Linked DNA regions of Homo sapiens: all the other regions are linked to region 3. The links are chromatin contacts, found by Hi-C or POLR2A ChIA-PET in ENCODE. All regions are on one chromosome and are shown on one strand. Each heading gives the region's core, a stretch centred on a gene start or an enhancer-like site at or near the end of the contact. The rest is flanking DNA. Distances are from core to core; before and after follow the strand shown. Region 1 overlaps FAM193A (family with sequence similarity 193 member A). Region 2 overlaps TNIP2 (TNFAIP3 interacting protein 2). Region 3 overlaps RNF4 (ring finger protein 4).

The links. Hi-C counts contacts between places; a loop is a spot of excess contacts on that map. ChIA-PET counts read pairs that join two places held with the same protein, here RNA polymerase II (POLR2A). Pooled maps may share reads with other maps.
Region 1: a pooled map shows a loop between it and region 3 (4-fold over the local background). The contact joins two enhancer-like sites. A Hi-C loop is called at or near these places in 2 of 50 pooled maps. POLR2A ChIA-PET finds 5 or more read pairs at or near these places in 7 of 52 experiments (BJ, CD4-positive, alpha-beta T cell, HCT116 and 4 more).
Region 2: a pooled map shows a loop between it and region 3 (5-fold over the local background). The contact joins two enhancer-like sites. A Hi-C loop is called at or near these places in 2 of 50 pooled maps. POLR2A ChIA-PET finds 5 or more read pairs at or near these places in 3 of 52 experiments (A549, GM10248 and HepG2).

Annotation. Positions count from the first base shown.
Region 1 is chr4:2,711,048-2,714,055 of GRCh38, reverse strand. All of the region lies in intron 19 of FAM193A (family with sequence similarity 193 member A), which reads right to left. Among named protein-coding and RNA genes, the nearest start is that of TNIP2, 44 kb to the left of the region's middle. RefSeq lists an enhancer at 1,525-1,744. Within about 2 kb of position 1,609, at least 2 of the 41 ENCODE cell types and tissues checked have a DNase peak (open chromatin) inside an H3K27ac peak, as active enhancers do.
Region 2 is chr4:2,745,050-2,747,749 of GRCh38, reverse strand. It overlaps TNIP2 (TNFAIP3 interacting protein 2), which reads left to right. Exons shown (of 6, transcript NM_024309.4): 2 at 1-95; 3 at 2,215-2,304. Among named protein-coding and RNA genes, the nearest start is that of TNIP2, 9.9 kb to the left of the region's middle. RefSeq lists enhancers at 1,373-1,812, 2,408-2,700. Within about 2 kb of position 1,434, at least 21 of the 41 ENCODE cell types and tissues checked have a DNase peak (open chromatin) inside an H3K27ac peak, as active enhancers do.
Region 3 is chr4:2,510,274-2,513,150 of GRCh38, reverse strand. RNF4 (ring finger protein 4) reads right to left here. Exons shown (of 8, transcript NM_002938.5): 5 at 1,186-1,195; 6 at 554-713; 7 at 20-68. Among named protein-coding and RNA genes, the nearest start is that of FAM193A, 25 kb to the left of the region's middle. Within about 2 kb of position 1,355, at least 2 of the 41 ENCODE cell types and tissues checked have a DNase peak (open chromatin) inside an H3K27ac peak, as active enhancers do.

The sequences.
Region 1 (3,008 bases), core at 360-2,859, 200 kb before region 3:
TGCTGTCATAATAGATTTCTAATACTCTCTTTTCCTGACTAGAACTAGAATAATCAGTCTATAAAATCTTGGTGTAAGAAAAACAGGAAACACAACTTTAACCAATTTGGTATCAGGAAAAAATTTTTTTACAACAACCACACTATATTAAACAGGAGAAATCAGTTGATCCAAGGATTTTATATCCAACCAAACTATCTGTTCATTGACAACACAACAGGTCAAAGTTTACTTCTCCAGAACTCAGAGAATTCTGTGGCCCTACTCAAGGCCACTGCCTGAGGATGAGCTTCACCAACCTGAAGACACCTGGGAACACTCAGCAGAGGCAAGCGGGAGCCCTGTTGTAGTAAATTGTGTACCTAAGAATACCGTGTGTTCTGACAGAGCAGAAACACCACCAACAAAAAATGGGAAGAGGAGAGACAGGGAGACAGGAAAGAGAAAACACAAAGAATGGAATTCACTCACTGCCTGCTGTGGAGGCAATGAGTGGGTGTCAGAGGACCCCCTAATGCCAACACAGCAGGCCACGAGGGGGTACACAGGGAACCCAGGCCCAAGGAGCATGAGTGGGGTATGCAAGTCTATAGGAATGCACTAGGAAAAAAGCACCCATTTTCCTAATACCCCAATTTTTTTTTGTTTTCTGATAAGGAGTCTCGCTCTATTGCCAGGCTGGAGTGCAGTGGCACGATCTCAGCTCACTGCAACCTCCACCTCCTGGGTTCAAGCAATTCTCCTGCCTCAGCCTCCCGAGTAGCTGGGACTACAGGTGCGCGCCACCACGCCTGGCTAACTTTTGTATTTTTAGTAGAGACAGGGTTTTCACCATGTTGGCCAGGATGGTCTTGATCTCTTGACCTCATGATCTGCCCCCCTCGGCCTCCCAAAGTGCTGAGATTACAGGCGTGAGCCACAGCACCTGGACAATTTTTTTTTTTTTTTTTTGAAGCAGAGTCTAGCTCTGTCGCCCAGGCTGGAGTGCAGTGGCACAATCTCAGCTCGCTGCAACCTCCACCTCCCAGGTTCAAGCAATTCTCCTGCCTCAGCCTCCCAAGTAGCTAGGACTACAGGTATGCACCACCACACCTGGGCTAATTTTTGTATTTTTTAGTAGAGATGGGGTTTCACCATCTTGGCCAGGCTGGTCTTGAACTCTTGACCTCAGGTGATCTGCCTGCCTCAGCCTCCCAAAGTGCTGGGATTACAGGCATGAGCCACCACGCCCAGCCCCACAATTTTTTTTTTAAATAAAAAAGCAAAAAACCCCACAACACATTTTAAAAAAACCCAAAAAACAAAACAGTAAATAGAAAATACAGAAATTATAAAATAATGACAGGGTTGAGACCAACCACATAGTTATATCACTAAGTGTGAATGGGCTTAACTGACTGAAAAGAAGATTTTCAATTTGGCTCACAAAGCAAGCCTCAGGTTTGCTTCACACAAGAGAACGTCCTAAAACCAAGGCACTCAGAAAAAGGCTGGAAACAAAGGGCCAAGGACAAGGCTGTCTCGTCAGGCAAATGGGCCGAAGGAGAGCAGGGGCAGCAGTCACAACGCAGACAGAGCAGGACTTAGGCCGCAGGCACAAAGCACGACCAGAAGGTGGCCGCTTCTCAACACAAAAAGCCACAAGTAACTAAAAATATATAACAGGAATGTGCACCAAACAACACGGAAACAGGAGATGCAAGAAAACACAGAAACATATTAATAATAAGCCACAGAAGACAGGCCATGAGGACACAAAATAAGGATATACAGAAGACTAAACAACAGAATTAATGTATCATGGAGGTGTATACATATATGTATCTCCATATGTAAATACATACGTACATATATATACACACACACACAGTGAACTCTATACCAAGACCCAAGAAAATACACTTCTATCAAGTACACATGGAGGAGTTACAAAAGCTGACATACACTGGGCCTCAGAAAGTATCAATAGGTTTTGCAAAACAAAAGCAATATTCTCTGATCACAATGAAAAAAACCTGTAAATTATTAACAACAACAAAGTTTCTCCTCTTGGAAATTTAAAAGCTGCCTATTACACTATCGAGTGAAAGAAAAAAGACGCATGGAAATTACATAATTTCTTTTTTTTGGAGATGGAGTCTCGCTCTGTCTCCCAGGCTGGAGTGCAGCAGCACCATCTCAGCTCACCACAACCTTTGCCTCCCAAATTCAAGCGATTCTTCTGCCTCAGCCTCCACAGTAGCTGGGACTACAGGCACGTGCCACCACGTCCAGCTAATTTTTGTATTTTTAGTAGATACAGGGTTTCCGAACTCCTGACCTCAAGTGATCTGCCCGCCTCGGCCTCCCAAAGTGCTGGGATTACAGGCATGAGCCATAGCGCCCAGCCCAGAATTTCTTTAAAAAAAATAATGGAGGCTCGGCGTGGTGGCTCACGCCAGTAATCCCAGCACTTTGGGAGGCAGAGGCGGGTGGATCACCTGAGGTCAGGAGTTCAAGACCAGCCTGGCCAAGATGGTGAAACTCCGTCGCTACTAAAAATACAAAAATTAGCCAGGCGTGGTGGTGCATGCCTGTAATCCCAGCTACTCGGGAGGCTGAGACAGGAGAATTGCTTGAACCCAGGAGGCAGAGGTGGCAGTGAGCCGAGATCATGCCACTGCACTCCAATCTGGGCGACAGAGAGAGACTCCATCTCAAAAACAAAACAAACAAACAAACAAACAAAAAAGGAAAAATTATCTATCAGATTCCATGGGATATTGTTAAGAAAAAGATCAGAGGAAAGTTCCACGTGCTGAACACTTTTATCAATAAAAATGGAAGAAAAAACAAAATGAACTGAATTTCTAAATTAAAAAGTTAGAAAAAACCCCAAGAAAGTAAAACAAAAGAAAGCACAGTGGCCGGGCGTGGTGGCTCACGCCTGTAATCCCAGCACTTTGGGAGGCCAAGGTGGGTGGATCACAAGGTCAGGAGATCGAGACCATCCTGGCTAACATGGTGAA
Region 2 (2,700 bases), core at 185-2,684, 230 kb before region 3:
TGACCGCCACCGCCCACATGTGTCAGCATCTGGCCAAGTGTCTGGATGAACGACAGCATGCACAAAGGAATGTGGGGGAGAGAAGTCCTGACCAGGTAGGCCACAGTGTAAGCAGAGTGTGGGGAAGACCTCTGTGTGCTGGGAGCATCGCCTACAGGCCCCTGATCACAGAGGTGGGGGGGCGCCCCAGAACCCACTTCTGTTCTCAGTAACGAGAGTCAGCTGACGGGGCAAAGCTCACTCATCCAAGGGTTTCTTTTAAAATGATGGAACATGCAAAATGTAATAGGAAAGCAGGCAGCCACCTCACTGCCCAGCACCAGGCCTGTGGCCGACCCCGCTCCCAGGTGGGAGATGGCACTTGGCTTTCATCTGCCTCAGCTGAGGATGAGGAGGAGGAGCTGAGCCTGGCAGAGCTGCCTGGAGGAAGTGTAGTCACATCCTCCATCCGAGGAAACTGAAGCAGAGCCAGGTGGTACTGCTGGGGATGGGGAGTGCCTCCAGTTCCACACCCCAAACTCCTGGAAGGACCGTGAGTGCCCGCCTTCTTCAGGCTCAGTGTGTCTGAGTGCATGCAGGCACAGCTGGAACCGCCATCTCCAAAGCTGGCTTTAGGCATGTCCTTGCCAGCAGCACGGCCTCCCGCAAGCTTGGAGACCTGGCTCAGGGCCACAGCCTCCTCATCATCAAAGCAAGGGCCGGGGGCAGCGGCACCAAGTGACAGTGAGGGCCAAAGAAGGGTTCGCTGGACCTCCAGGATAGGCTGGATCTGGGCTGTAGCTCTCTGTGGGGTCTAGTGGGAGAGAGAAGGACCGTGGGAGTTTCAGCATCAGGAGAAACCAGGGGGCTCCTAGGCAGAAAAGTAGGGGAGCAGTGGCCCAAGGCATCTGTGTGCCAGGCACCTTCCATCTTGCTGGTGCTTGTGGTGGTCTGTGTGTGGCAGGCAGGGGAATGGAGGCACTCCGTGCACATCTCACCTAGGCTGAGACCCCATCTCACTCGCACTGCCGGGCACAGGGCCTCTCGCTCGGGTCCTTTCTAGGCAGTTCTCTGAGGCAGCACCAAGGTTCATGCAGAAACACACGCGCTGGGATGTTCTGTGGCAGACAGTACATCCCGCACCCATCAGCAGCTTCACCGAGGCGCCCACTGGGGAGAAGGTTGGTCTGAGAACTGCCCACCTCAGCTGGGTGGATTCCAGGCGGGGAACCTCAGAGAGGACACAGCTGCATTCAGAAACCAGAGGAAAAGTGCCGTCTGGGCGGAGGCAGGGTGTTCTGGTCTGATTTTGAGTCACTGTGTCATTTCCCTCTGGGGATTTGAAAGGAGCCACACACAGTGTTGAGCCTGAGGCGGGGGTGGGGCCAGTGGCAGGGTAGGCCCTCATCACAGTCTCTAAATAAGTGTCACTTCTCAGCCCTGAACTCAGCTGAGTCACCCGGGGCTTCCCGGTGTAGGCTGTGTTAGGACGTGCACTTCCTTTGTCATTTGAGGGGAATTCTCAAAAATTATGTCACTGAGATACAGTCAGAATTGTAGGGTACACACGAGTTTCAGGAGACTTTTCATTCAGCTCTGTAGTTGTTAGTGGGGGTTGGTTTGGGTTGTGGCTTCGGTGACTCCTGACCCTGCGTGGGGCAGAGGTTAGATTCCTGTGTCCAGAATCACCTGGTTGAACCCGATTGTCTGCAGACAGGACAGTGTCATGGGCTCCAAAGGAGGTAAGCAGGGTGCATGGCCAGGCCCACCCTGGGCAGCTGGGGGCCCCCTCACTGGAGATCCTCTGGTTTACAATGGGATTCAGCTTCCTGCCTTCCCTGCTGTCTGTGATAATGGCAAATCTCTGGCAATGAGAAGACTTTATCATGTCTGGTGTGCCAATCCCTGCAGACATTATGGCTTTAGAATATTTACATTCCAAATATTTAAAAGACAAACAGCTCAAACTGGTAGGTGGGACGGGATAAGGACAGTGTGAAAGGTGGTGTGGCCTGAAGACCTCCCATCCGGGCTCTGGCCTGGGCCAGGTGGGGTGGGCCTGGGCAGGGAGAAGGTGGTCCCTTGTCCCTGCTTTGCTTCTCTACCAAATGAATGATCACTACCCGCTGCACTGGGGGACGCAGTGATAATCTGTGGCCTCAGCCTCTGGGTCTAGCTTTCTCCCCTCTTGCTGTATGTGACAGAGTGTCTTCTCTCTGTCCCTTCCTCATGCAGTCGGAACACACAGATGGGCACACCTCTGTCCAGAGTGTTATTGAGAAGTTGCAGGAAGAAAATCGACTGTTAAAACAGAAGGTGACTCACGTGAGTGTCTTTCACATTTCGTTTGAGAAGAACACATGGCTTACAAACTGTAAGTGAGGGTTCTTTCCTTGGCTGATGCCCAGAGTCGCCCCCCGCCCTCTGGCCACTAGGACTTGATACACACAGTCCCTAGAGACTGGACTTTTTTGCTTAAAACGACGTACGGGACATGTCCTGTCCATCTCCATCCCCCTAAAATTAATCCACAAGTCAGTAAAGGAGATGCAAGAGTTAGCAGCAGGAGGTCCATTTTCTAAGACAGCAAAGCTGCACCGAGTCCACCTCCGTTCATGCTGCTTGCGTACGGGTGTCATCGTGCTGCCTCAGGATTCTCTAGCGGGCCTAGTGTCTGCTCTCTACAGAACAGGGAGGGGCAGCTTCCATTTAAGAGGAAAC
Region 3 (2,877 bases), core at 106-2,605:
TACAGCTTGGTTTACTTACCTCTGAGTATCCGTCCATGCAGATGGGACAACTGACAGTACCTGAGGGCCTAAGAGCACAGTGCTTCACGTTAGTTTCTCAGTCAACGCAAACATTTTATTATACCCTGTCACGTGAGTGGCCCCTATCCCCTACAAGAGTCCCGTCCCTGGCCTCCTGACTCTGCCTTAGCGCGGGCATCCGAGAGACTTTCAGGAAAGCCAACTGCCCCAAGGGCATGTGGGAGGGTGAACATGAGAAGGTGCACACAACCTGAGTCACCCTGCCCTCCCCCAGGCCCCTACCAGCCCCAGGATCCCTGTCTGGGGCCACTGGGACTGTCTGCACACACTGTGTCAGCGCTTGGCATCCTCTGGTTACAGTGGGAATAGCTGGACTCAGTTCTGGACCCAGTTCCAACTGTATCCAGATGCTGGGTAGAGGCTTGGGCAAGCCCTTCCAGGGCCAAGGGCTCACAGATTTGCTGAAAAGTATTCCCATGCCCTGGCCCCACATCCTAGCATGGCGGCAGCAGAGCTGGGGGCACGTTGGTACCTGAGGCCTGTAGCGCCCTCATCCCTGGCGTTTCTGGGAGTATGGGTAGTCACATATACGTCTCTGTCCCTGGACAACTCCTCATCGTCACTGCTCACCACACAGCTGTCAGCATGGTCCTGGGGCAGCCTCCTAGCATTCCTCCTTGGTCTTCTTCTTTCTAAGGTAAGAGGTCACATTTTCAGGTTGGAGGCTCTCTACTCTTACCATCCTCACCACTCCCATCCTGACGCCTCTTAAGACCCTCTTCCTTCCCTGCCTGGGACCCCCAGAGACAAACTGCTGCCATGCTCAGCTATAACCCAGAAGGTTCTGCCCAGCTCTGGAGGCCACTATCTTATCTTCCCAGGAGAAACCCCCCAACCCCTGCTGTGAGCTACCAGCCTTCTCCAAAATCTGGTAGGCCACAAGAAAGGACTATAGCTCAGTGCTCAATGATAGTGGTGAAGTTTCTTCAGCAGGCACAAGGGGGACTGGCTGTGTGGGTCTGACCACAGCATCTGCGAAGGCATCTTCCTGCTTGGAGCGCTCCAAGCCCTTGGGGATGGTCTGGCAAGACCTGCAGCACCGCGGCTCTCACCTATGCCAGTTTCCTCTCCAAACCCAGTGAAAAAGGAAACGAAACCACTCACCGTCAACAATCTTGTAAACAGAAGGAGAAAAACAAAAGAGAAAGAAGCAATCAGTTTGATATAAGTGATAAACGAAGCCATTTCTTTTTTCTGACGTGTGACACCCTCTGTGGAACCCTCTGGTGAGCAGCAGAGGCCCCACCCTCCTCCCACCCACAGAGGATCTGTGCACCTCTCCCAGTCAGTCAAGCCCACTTCCCAAGTCACTCCACCTCCCAGCTGATGTGCTGTGTCTCTCCCTGCTGGGTGTTTAGTGGAGTCTCCTGGAGCGTGAACACAGCCACAGCCACACCATGTGCTGACTGCAAGACCTGGGGACCTTCCTTACTATCTGGGGGCTGCCACAGCCACACCATGTGCTGACTGCAAGACCTGGGGACCTTCCTTACTATCTGGGGGCTGCCACAGCCACACCATGTGCTGACTGCAAGACCTGGGGACCTTCCTTACTATCTGGGGGCTGCCACAGCCACACCATGTGCTGACTGCAAGACCTGGGGACCTTCCTTACTATCTGGGGGCTGCCACAGCCACACCATGTGCTGACTGCAAGACCTGGGGACCTTCCTTACTATCTGGGGGCTGCCACAGCCACACCATGTGCTGACTGCAAGACCTGGGGACCTTCCTTACTATCTGGGGGCTGCCACAGCCACACCATGTGCTGACTGCAAGACCTGGGGACCTTCCTTACTATCTGGGGGCTGCCACAGCCACACCATGTGCTGACTGCAAGACCTGGGGACCTTACTTACTATCTGGGGGCTGCAGCTTTCTCTTCTGAAGCAGAGTCACCAGAGCCCACATCTGACTGTGCTGTTGTGAGGGTTACGTGAGGCAGTGAACATTTAGACAGCACTAGGGGCATGATGCTCTCTCAAGCTGACGCGACCAATGTAGGCCACTGCCAAGGTGGAGCCTTCATGTGGAGGAGGATTTGCATTGCTCAGTAGGTTGTTACAAGTAACTAACAGAGAAAAGCAGGCTATGCATGACCAATGCGTGTGACACACACCAAGGATTGAACACAATCCAATTCTCTGTCCTGGGGGCCTAAGAACCTGACAAGCCTCTCACCTGCCAGCTCAGAACTTACATCTAGACAATTTCTGCTCCAACAGTTTCAAACGTGGTTCCTCCCACCTTCTGGCCAAGTGCTCTTACCCATCTAGGGGGGCCAGTGGAACGCCCTTTCCCTCTTGCTGAGCACGTAGGAGGGGCTGTTTCAGGAAAGTTCTCACCACCAAAGCCCTACTGCTCACCTCACCCTGCCTGTCCCCTGGGCAGGACATCCTGCCCTACAGTGACAAGAAGCTCTAATCCTCTACTCTGACTCCCGTGCAGCCAGGATCCTAGACGTGAACCGAGTTCCCTCAAACAGACACACTCATGCTACTGGCAGGGCAGGGGATGGAGGCCGATTTGAGCTGCTGAGGGTGTTGGCACTGGCAGGCACAGCTGCATCCTGAAGAAACACTTCTGGCAGAGGCTGCTATGTCTTGAGCCCAGGCCTCTCCTCCCTAGAAAGGGTCTGCAGTACTGTCTACACGAACCCAAAGATATGAGTGCAGGGGGTGGATGCCGCCTCCAGACCTTCTTCATGGAGCAGACACAGCAGCTCCCTAGGTGGGTCAATGCTTCGAGGTCAAGAGTTATTCCTGGAGACCCAGCCCAGACACTGCTGATTTAGGC